Linked DNA regions of Homo sapiens: region 2 is linked to region 1. A link is a contact called in ENCODE Hi-C or POLR2A ChIA-PET data. All regions are on one chromosome and are shown on one strand. The core of a region is the stretch at or near the end of the contact, and the rest is flanking DNA. Distances in the headings are between cores, read along the strand shown. Region 1 overlaps ARHGAP26 (Rho GTPase activating protein 26). Region 2 overlaps LOC105378209 (a long non-coding RNA gene).

The links. A loop is a pair of places that touch in the nucleus more often than their neighbours do. ChIA-PET counts read pairs that join two places held with the same protein, here RNA polymerase II (POLR2A). Pooled maps may share reads with other maps.
Region 2: a loop to region 1 is called in a pooled map, with 1.9 times the contacts of the local background. The contact joins two enhancer-like sites. A Hi-C loop is called at or near these places in 1 of 37 single-sample maps with no recorded cell type and 8 of 50 pooled maps. POLR2A ChIA-PET finds 5 or more read pairs at or near these places in 1 of 52 experiments (activated B cell).

The regions. Positions count from the first base shown.
Region 1 is chr5:143,099,755-143,105,144 of GRCh38, forward strand. All of the region lies in intron 17 of ARHGAP26 (Rho GTPase activating protein 26), which reads left to right. Among named protein-coding and RNA genes, the nearest start is that of ARHGAP26-IT1, 90 kb to the right of the region's middle. Within about 2 kb of position 2,832, at least 3 of the 41 ENCODE cell types and tissues checked have a DNase peak (open chromatin) inside an H3K27ac peak, as active enhancers do.
Region 2 is chr5:143,592,268-143,597,657 of GRCh38, forward strand. All of the region lies in intron 3 of LOC105378209 (a long non-coding RNA gene), which reads left to right. Among named protein-coding and RNA genes, the nearest start is that of MIR5197, 85 kb to the right of the region's middle. RefSeq lists enhancers at 457-516, 2,974-4,173, 3,937-4,231, 4,052-4,196 and a cis regulatory region at 4,118-4,131. Within about 2 kb of position 3,209, at least 9 of the 41 ENCODE cell types and tissues checked have a DNase peak (open chromatin) inside an H3K27ac peak, as active enhancers do.

The DNA.
Region 1 (5,390 bases), core at 1,582-4,081:
GCAATGTGGGGGAATATCAAAACCCAAGAACTTCAAGAATAAAATCATAATAGAAAAATTCCATTGAGACCATAAAATAGTTATGTTTCAAAAATAAAAACAATAATAAGGGATTAAAACCAAAAGAACAGGCATATTTGAAAGAACCAACTAGAAGGTACAGAAATTTTTAAATATTGTTGAAATTAAAAACATAGCTGATGCAATAAATATCAGACTAACCAAAGTAGATGCAAGACTGAGCAAACAGGAAAATAACTTCAGACAATTTGCCAGAATGCAGTCCAGGGAAATAATGAAATAGAAAACACTTGAAGATACATGAAAGGCAGTATGAGAAGGTCCAAAATATGGCTATGGGAGCTCCAGGTGAGACTAGAGCAAATGGGAAGAGGTCATATTTGAAGAGAATGGCTGAGAATTTTCTAAAATTGAGAGACGTGAAATATCAGGTTCAGTATCACAGCCACTTCTGAAAAGAAAAATAAAGGTAAATAAGTCCACACAAATACTCATCCTAGAGAAGCTGCAGAATACTTCTTGTATACACAAAGGGAAAATCCATAAAGAACAACCCTTGAATAATAAATAAGAGCCAAACAGCCATGGCCTACATTGTGTGGGAAATAGCGAAGGAACATCCAGTCACTAGCCTTATCCTTGGCACCATAAATCCTGGTAACACTAGCAAGTTAAATGATGCAGACTTTCTTCTCTGCTGTGAAAGTAGTTTTACACCAACATCCCGTAGATGTGGGATTTACAACTGGACATTGTTTCTTGTACTTACGGTATCACCTCTGATTTTCAGCTTAATCACCTCCCATGGTGTGAATTTGGGAAGCGTAGCTTCCTTTCTTCCAGTTTTAGGTTTTGGACATAAAACCCAGGTAGTCACTGCTTGGCAGTCTCCTTAGGGACTCTGCTGGCTTTGTGGGCAGGAAATGAAGTCTGTTTACCTTAGGCATGCACTTGATTTTCATAAGGTGCTCCTTTGCTTCTCCTTTCTAGTATGAATGGGTACATGTATCTCCATTTTCTGGACTCAAATAGAGGCCATGCACGGTGGCTCATGCCTGTAATCCCAGCTCTTTGGGAGGCCAATGCGGGAGGATCACTTAAGGTCAAGAGTTCGCGACCAGCCTGGCCAACATGGCGAAACCCTGTCTCTACTAAAAAAATTGAAAAACTAGCTGAGTGTGGTGACGTGTGCCTGTAATCTCAGCTACCTGGGAGGCTGAAGCAGGAGAATGGCTTGAACCTGGGAGGCGGAGGTTGCAGTGAACAAACATTGTGTCACTACACTCCAGCCTGGGCAACAAAGCAAGACTCTATCTCAAAAAACAAACAAACAAACAAAAAACCAAAGAGTTCTGAAGCCATTCTTCACTTGAGAAGCATCACTGAGAATGCGTCATATGCCAGAACACCTCTCTCTTGGATCATTGCAAGAGAGTTAGGAAGGAATGAGAATGAGTCTGGCAGGAAGGATGCATTTTTAGAGATGAGGGCAAAACAGAAAATTACTCTGGTTCGAGTGTGTCATTTCTCTTTCTCATAATTTTTTGTTTCACTTTCAGTGCTGGGGACCAACAGGTCTCTTGATGTAGGGTTGTGGCCCCATACACCTTCTATTTCTGCTCAGGGAGTGGGCCTTAAATGTGTCTTTCCTGGGCCTTCATACAGTCCTCACTCTTTCCTTTGGTTTTTATTAACAAAAGGTGATTGTTTTCTTAGCTCTTTGGGGGTGACTCCTTCTCATCAGGTGTCACCATTTCTGATTTTTTTCCCTCTCCTTTCCTTAACATCCAACCAGGCAGTGCTTTGGTGTTTGTCAGATATAATGCTCTTCAGGTAATATCTTTCTTTAATTACTTTTCCCTTCTTTTTTTTTTTTAATTTCCCTGAAACAGACACACACACTGTTGCCTTGAACAATTGCTTCCTACCTCCCTCTCTCTGGGAACTGGATTAATTTTTTTGTCATTGCTTAATGGAAATGTCGACATTTCAATTTCTGCTGCATGTTCTACACAAAATTTAACTGGACAAGATAGGGAGAGAAGCTGGAGAAGGGAAAGTTCGTCATATGACATAAAAGCTTTTTTTTTTTTTTTCTTCCATAATGGCTTAGAGTGTGCCTTCCTTAAAAAGGGGGAAGCAGCTACTATGGCAACAGGTTCTATTTTCCTTAGGGGCTGTGGTGGCGCTGATAGAACTGGAGTCTGGAGAACATGAAACAATAGCCAGGAGCCCCAGGAGCCTGCAGCATGTTTTTTTTGTAGTAATTACTAGCCTTTTCCATGATTCAAAACTATGTGGTAAGTGGAACTGGGTAGGTTGGTGGTGGTTTTGTTTCTGAGTGATATAGACAGCAGGACCGTGAGTAAGGGACCCTCTCTACATCTCACAGAGAACCCGTACAGTGCGCGCCTGGCTGGGGAGACTGCTCTGCTCCAGCCCAGATATCCCTCCCTCTTCTCTTCACTTCCTGCCTTCCAGGCCTGGGGCTCCCTCCTGATAAACTTCAGTCTGTTCCACTAGCAAGTACCAGAGTGTGAGTCTCCCCTGGCAGGTCTTCCTAGAAATGCCACCTCCATTTCTTTCAGAGGTTTCCCTTCATTAAAGACCTCAGTGTCGGCCCCAAACATGCAGAAAAGGGGTGCTTGTTTGACTCTCCTAGAACAAGTTCTTATCAGAGGCAATCTTTTTCCTCCCCTAACTCAGAATGCTGATCCTCATAAAGCTTGAGCAACAGTGCTTGGTTCTGCTAATCACTGCTGGACCCATGCCGGTCACACAATTAAAAGTTGGCGTTTGGGACTTTGTGGCCTGGTTACACCCCTGTGCCTGTTGCGTCGCCCATCCGGGCTCTAGGGAGACAGAGACTCTTTCATTGCACAGCTCATGAAATACCAGAGGAGAAAGCTTGCTTTCTTACCAAAGCATTCTTCACTAATAACGTTCTCTGCATATACTCCAATCCTGCCTCTTTGAAACTTCTGTTTAAATTAGTTCTCCTCCTCCTTCTCCTTATCATTGTGCTTTGTACAGCCCTTGATAATTTTCAGTACTTTTTTCACCTCCCTTGCTTGCTTTGTCCTTACAGCATCCCAGTGCCTCTATGAAATAGACCAGGGAAGAGGCAGCACAATCCATTTTTGGTCTCTGTGGTAGCCACAAACGTTTATATAATGCCTCCCAAGTGCCATGGTGGAGTCTGGTGGAGTCTGCCCAGCTTCACAGGGGGGATCTGACATCTCCCAACTATTTTTCTTCCCCATGAAAATTTGTGAAAGATATATGGATTATAAACACAAGGATACCTTAATAGGTGTAGAGCTTTATTAAATTTTTAAAATGTAGAACTAAGGTGCCATCCTTGCCTGGTATGTCGTCTTCTTTACCTGTTCTTTTGATTTGCTTTGCTGCAGACTAATTGTGCCTGGGACCTTAAAAGTCACTGGATCAGTAGACATGGGAAAAAGTTCAATATCATTACTCTTCAAAGAAATGAAACTTTTAAAAGTCAGGAAACAACAGATGCTGGAGAGGATGTGGAGAAATAGGAACGATTTTACACTGTTGGTGGGAGTGTAAATTAGTTCAACCATTGTGGAAGACAGTGTGGCAATTCTTCAAGGATCCAGAGCTAGAAATACCATCTGACCCAGCAATCCCATTACTGGGTATATACCCAAAGGATTATAAATCATTCTACTGTAAAGACACATGCACACGTATGTTTATTGCAGCACTGTTCACAATAGCAAAGACTTGGAACCAACCCAAATGCCCATGAATGTTAGACTGGATAAAAAAAAAAATGTGGCACATATACACCATGGAATACTATGAAGCCATAAAAAAGAATAAGTTCATGTCCTTTGCAGGGACATGGATGAAGCTGGAAACCATTCTCAGCAAACTAAGAGAAGGAACAGAAAACCAAACACTGCATGTTCTCACTCGTAAGTGGGAGTTGAACAGTGAGAACATATGGGCACAGGGAGGGGCACAGCATACACCGGGACCTAACAGGGGGTAGGGGGAAGAGGAGGATAACCTTGGGAGAAATACCTAATGTAGATGACGGGTTGATGGGTGCAGCAAACGACCATGGCACATGTATACCTATGTAACCAGCACATTCTGCACGTGTATCCCAGAACTTAAAGTATAATAAAAATATATATATATACACACAATGGAATATTATTCAACCTTAGAAAAGGAGATCCTGCTATTTGTTACAACATGGATAGACCTAGAGAAAAAAAAAAAGAGAGAAATGAAACTTAAGATAAAAGCTTTCAAAATAGCAATACCTTATTTTGGTGCTAGTGAAAGCACCAAAAGGAAAAATAAAGGTCCTAGGGAAATGGGCATATTAAAATTTTCTAGGTGGGAATGTAAATTGACATAGATCTCATGGGTGACAGTTTGGTAATATCTATTAAAAATATTTATGCTGGCTAGGCACAGTGACTCACGCCTGTAATCCCAGCACTCTGGGAAGCCGAAGCAGGTGGATCATTTGAGGTCAGGAGTTTGAGACCAGCCTGACCAACATGGTGAAACCCCATCTCTACTAAAAATACAAAAATTACCCTGCAGGTAGTGGCACGCACCTGTAATCCCAGCTACCTGGGAGACAGAGGCAGGAGAATCGCTTGAGCCTGGGAGGCTGAGGTTGCAGTGAGCCGAGATCACACCACTGCACTCCAGTCTGGGCGAGAGAGTGAGAACCTGTCTCAAAAAAACAAAACAAAACAAAAAAAGTATGCCCTTTCATCCAGAAATTCTATTTCTATGAATTTATTCTAGGGAAAGAAAGATATATGCACATATTTGTGTACATAGAGATTCACTGCAATATTAGTGGAAACAATAAAATATTGGAAACAATCTGACTGTCCAATAACGGGAGATTTCTAAATTATCGAATACCCATACAGTGAAACACTGTGCCACCATAACAATGTTGAGTGAGACAATGAATGGTACTTGAAAAGTTCATAGTAATGCAGTAAAAAACAAGTTATAAAACTAGGTGTCTGCAGTATGATTCCAACTTGATTTGAAATATGAGTGTGTGTGTGTCTGAAAAAAACATGGAATGTGACACGTATACCTTAAAACATTGAATAACATTTAGTTATTTCTGGATGGTAGAATCACTGGTGATTTTTATTTTCTTTGTGCTTTGTATCAGTTATTCCACAGTAAATACTTTCATTTATCAGAAAATAAAAGAGAAAACATGTATCTTTTTTTCCCCCTAACGATAGCACTGAAAGAAAGAGTAAAGGGTAAGCTATTTAAAAATAGGCCTAATCGGCTGGGTGTGGTGGCTCATGCCTATAATCCCAGCACTTTGGGAGGCCAAG
Region 2 (5,390 bases), core at 1,959-4,458, 490 kb after region 1:
CACACATTGTTGTTTATTATTATTATTTATGAATCCTGGATTCCTATCATAGCACAAACAGGTAGGCATTATTGCCATTTCACAGTGAGGAAACTGAGGCTTAGGGGTGTTAAGGGGCTTACCCAGATGAGAAAGTGAGTATAGAGTTAGGGCTCTCTGGCTTGATGTGATTAGATTAGTTCCTAAATACCAGTGACACAGTTTACCCATCCCCTGCATGGAGGAAGCTGGGTATTAGTGGATGGTGAGGGAAATAGAACTGGAACTATGGGGTGCTCCTTTTAATGTCAACCCAGGAATGAACTCTTTAAGTGCCCCCCACCAGTCAGGCTCCCCACCAGCCCACTGGGCTCCTGTCCCAGCCAGATTCCCTCGCAGAAAGCCCTCTTACAGCCAGGCCAGTAGCCTTCTTCTTCACCCCATTCCCAGTAGCAGCAGGCATGTGGAGAACCCATCTGTCTCCTTCCCACAGTGGGAGAGGGCAACTGAGGGGCCAGGGCTCAACTGCGCAGGCAGCAGCGTTTGAACCTGTGGACCAGCAGAGGTGGGCATGGGCCCTTTGAGTCTGTTGGCTGTGGCAGAAAACTAAATCTGGAGCCCCTCACGTGACAGGAAGCTGCCTATGAATAAGTCTGTGCTCGGTGTGCAGCTGTGTGGACATCCAGGGCATGAGGAAAACAGAAACCTCTGTCAGGCAGTCCAGCAAAAAAAAAAAAAAAAAAAAAAAAAAAAAAAGAAAAGAAAAGGTCAGGAACAAGAGCCCCTGCAAGAGATTTTAAAACTTTTTGGTGTATTTCATGCACCATGAGGACACATGCTGCTCTCTGGACTGGGTCTATCCAAGTCCACAGAGCTTTCTAGATTAAATCTTTGTTGTATAGCAACTTCTGTCATTTATTCAACAATATTTACCAAGTGCGTAATTGATGGTAGGCACTTGCTGGATGCTGGGTAGAGCAGGGAACACAGCAGACCCCATCATTTCCATCAGGGAGCTTATGTTCTAGAAGGGAGAGTGGCAATAAATAAGTACTTAAAATAACCGTTATATGAATTATTACAGGGATTAGCATAATGAAAGAAAACGCAAAGAATGGAGGAACTCATCTAATTTGGTGGTGGTGGGGCAGTTACAAAAAGCCTTTTGGGATGAAGTGATCTTTAAGTTAAGACTTGAAGTTTACAGCGAAGTTGGCCACCCAAAGAGGAATAGAATGGAGAGAAGATCATTTTCATTCATTTACCCATGCATCATTCATTTATTTATTCAGCAATTACTTATTGCATACCTCCTGTTTTCAGGCACTTTTCTGGAAGGCAAAGAAAATCAGGTGAAAATTGCTATGCTCAGAGTTAAATTCCCAGTTCTTTTGATTATCTATTGCAAGTACTTTAAACTTAGCTTTAGAAAATAAAGGCTAATGTGGGTCATTCTCCTATCTTTCAGCACTAGTCATCCTTTATAGACAGTGGGGTACCAGGGAATGCCCAAGCAGACAACAAGGAAAGGGAGACAACCCAGCGCCTGACTTTTAAAGCGATCCTTTTTTTCTCAGGCCTTGGTGAAGTTATAGGCACCACCTGCCTTGGGAAACAGTGAAACTTTTACTGCAGTTCAACAGTATCGCACTTGTTGAAGCATGCAAATTTGAGAAGAATGAGGTTGTAGGGGCAGGTGGATGGAGGGGGTAGTTGAAAATAGTTTTTGTAAAAGGAGAAAAAGAACGGAGCCGGAATGTCTGTTCCCTTTAGGGGAGCCAACACACCTGCAGCACCTGATACAAGCGTGAACATATACAATAAACATGGCTCAGTGCTTGGTGGACACAGAACTGTGTGAGCTCTAGAGAACCTTGTGGGATTTACATTGTGACAGTTTGTTAAACGCTGGAGGCTGTAATAGCAGATAAAGAACTGGAGCTATAAAATGATTGTTTCACTTCATCTGTTAGGTTAGGCAACATGTGGAGGTCATTGTTTCAAACAATTGAACAAAATTTCAAAGTTTTGTCTTTGTTCATTAAAGAAAATGTATATGACAAATCAAAGGTGTGTTTTATGGATTGTAGATTTAGGGTGATATTAAGAGACTTTTAATTTGGAGAATTGGTTCTTTGCAAAATAAGAAGGACTGGATATAATACAACCAGCTGGATATGGTGCAGGTGTGCTTGATTCATCTTCAATGGGCGTCAGCAAAGTAGTGGCTAAGACCTTGAACTTGGAGTCAAGATGGGCCACCCTTTATTTGCTGTGAATGTTGGCAAAGCTATGTCTCATTTTCTTCATCCATGAGTTGAGAATAATAATGGTAACTCTTCCATGGTTCTGAGGATTAATTAACACAGGTAATATATGTGGTGCCTAGCACATGGTAAGTACATGTTATTAATATCCATTTCTAAGGCTCCTTGGTGACAGTTTCGACCATCCTAGATATTTTAGTGAAGCTACTGTATGTATATGGATATTTGTCTCTCTGGTTGATTTTTCTAACGTTGGTTAAAAATGTATCCAGAAGAAGAAATAAAAATAACAATCATCCTCCAGTTTTAAAAGCAGATGAGTTCTTGAGAAGAGGGCAAATGAGTCTGTATATGGAGCACAGGCCCAGCCACTTTTACATTTTATTTGTTTATTTTAAAAAAGACCACATTTCGCTTTGTTGCCCAGGCTGGAGTGCAGTGGTGCAATCACAGCTGACTGTAATCTTGAACTCCTGGGATCAAGCAGTCCTCTCACCTTGGCCTCCTGAATTATTGGGATTACAGGCATGAGCCAACATGTCTGGCTGACCCAGCTACTTTAGAGATCAATAGTGATCTCCCATCTGCTCCCCCACAGGCATAACCAACAATCTCATGCTGAGAACTGATGCTTCTCTCTGCCTTTGCACATTGTAAACATGGTGCATTTGCTGCATTTTCCTATGATCTTCTGCTAAACTCAGGCCTTTTATTTACAGACAAACGGTGCGACTTTTACACAGGCATCATGGGAGTAAGCCCAAGATATTTTCTCACACTTGATTCCAGGCATGTGGGGTTTGGTTTCTTGATCAAATATCTGTGTTTGCTCTGTTTACAAGTATCTGATGAGCAAAACCAACAGAGGTGCTCCAGACAGGCTGGCTGTGCTGATCCCTTGGAAAAGAATTAAACAAAACCCAGTCTTTGTGTGAGTACTGTCCTAGCGTGCTGACTGATCTATTTGCTGATTAAATTCTTAACCTGTACCTATTTGATGCTTACGTCAGTTTTGCGTCTTTGAACCCTAATTTTGCAGTGCTTTAGTGACCAATTTATTTTTTTCAGTAAACTGCATAAATGACTCATCAGCAGGAAATGTGAATAAATAGTCAACTTAACTGAAAATACAAATAAACATATCTTTCTTTTGTGAGGAGGATTTGCTTAAAGGGGAAAAAAACCTTGGGAGGATGGACTATAGTTCCTAAGAGGGCATAATCTTCTGCTTTTTCTGTGGGATTCTAGCCCCCTTTTCTGGGCAGGGATGGCATGAGCCCAGCTACTAAGGAGATATCTGTCCACATGACATTTATTAGTTTAGAAGTGGTAGCCTCTTCATCAGGAATTTAAGTAATTTTTAAAGAGTTACCTGATGAGTGCATACATGTATGTGTACGTGCATGTGTACGCGTGTGTGTGTGTGTGTGTGTGTGTGTGTGTGTGTTTTCTGGAATCCCTGTAAGTCATCTTTCTGGTCACTCATGTAGCCAGTGCTATGACCTCATATAATTGGAACTCTAATTCTACTGCCTACTAAACAGTCAATAATATTGAGCACTATTAAACATCTCATGAAAGAATAGCATTAGAATTAGCACCCAGATGGCATCATAACCATATGGGCACAATAATGTGGATATAAAGACATTTTCTTGATTACCATATCCACAGGACCTTTGATTCTGGAATTCTACATGGGATTCCTAATTTCCATGTAAATAGTTTTGTTAGCATGGCAATCACAGGCAGTCATTACAAGAACCTGTCTTGTATCTCTTAACTGAGATGAAAGAGAGGCAAAACGGAGGTGGTGATGAAAGCATTGCATAAAGAGTGACTTTCCATATTTCATGTCTGGATTAAATCCAAGTTTCAAAGTTCAGGAGGCCCCCTGAGCATGCTGGATACTTTCACTGATGACTCATGAGAGGTGTACATATTTTTCTCCCTTTGTTCAAGCGTGGTGACCAACTCCCTCTGCCCTCCCATTCTTATCTCCTTGTAAGTGCCCTAGGTGAGTATTTCCCCATCCTTCCCATCCTGTGATATGCCTGGGAACTTGCTGAGACACCACACTAGAAGAAAGGGTGAATCTCCCAGGGACTTTCACGCCATTATGACTTTTTCTATTTTTGTATGGAAAATATGAACCTCTAATGTTCTGATACTGGAAATCCAGAAGCTGGGCAAGTAACAGGTAAAATTCAAGGCAACATAGTATCCAGCCACAATGAAACTGAAAGAATATGGATAGGCTTGTACATGGTTTTGTTTTAAAGTAGTTCTAAATACTAAAGTTACAAATATTTTAAATTTACACATAAATACATAGAATTCTAATGATGGTTACAATCATTTAATAATAATACATCAAAAATTAGCAAAAGAGGAGAATCCAAGACCCTTCCTAAAAACCCTAAATAACTTCAATAAGAGCTAAAATATCAGGATACAATGTCTAAAACACCAGCTACACTCGATTAAGTTTCAGGGAAAAGCCAAAATAGACTCTTGTCTCTCTGACTCTGGGAATTCCAACTCAGGATGACCATGAAGAGATATGGGGACATTTTTAGGAGAGCCGTTTCAGCAGATCTTGTAGGTGAATGGGCAGACACATTAGCAATCTGGTATGAAATTCATCTTGGTTATCAGCCTGGAGTATTTCCACGTATTGATATCCTCTTTACTATCTTTCCAATTTTATTCTATTTAGTATTTATTATATGCATAGTTTTATTCTATTTAATATTTTCTTAATTTTTATTAGATTCAGATCTCTGGTTTTAAGACAATATTATTATATTACTTCTAATAATGATAGTAGTTAATACTTATTTAGTGTGGACTACCTTCTAGGCACAGTTCAAATTGCCATACAATTATTTTCTCTTTAATCCTCACAATACATTAATGAGATGGGTGTTACTATTATACACATTTTACCGATGTGAAAATGAAGGCGCTTAGAGGTGCTATAACTTGCCCAAGGTCACACAGCTGGTGTGGGGTGGCAGGATTTGATCAAAAGAAGTTTCTTCTCTAGCCAATGGATCAAACACATGCTCGGGGTCCAATCTCTACAGCCTCCCTGCACTCAGTGAGATGCTCACCAGTGGAGGGCAAGAGGCATTCTTATCT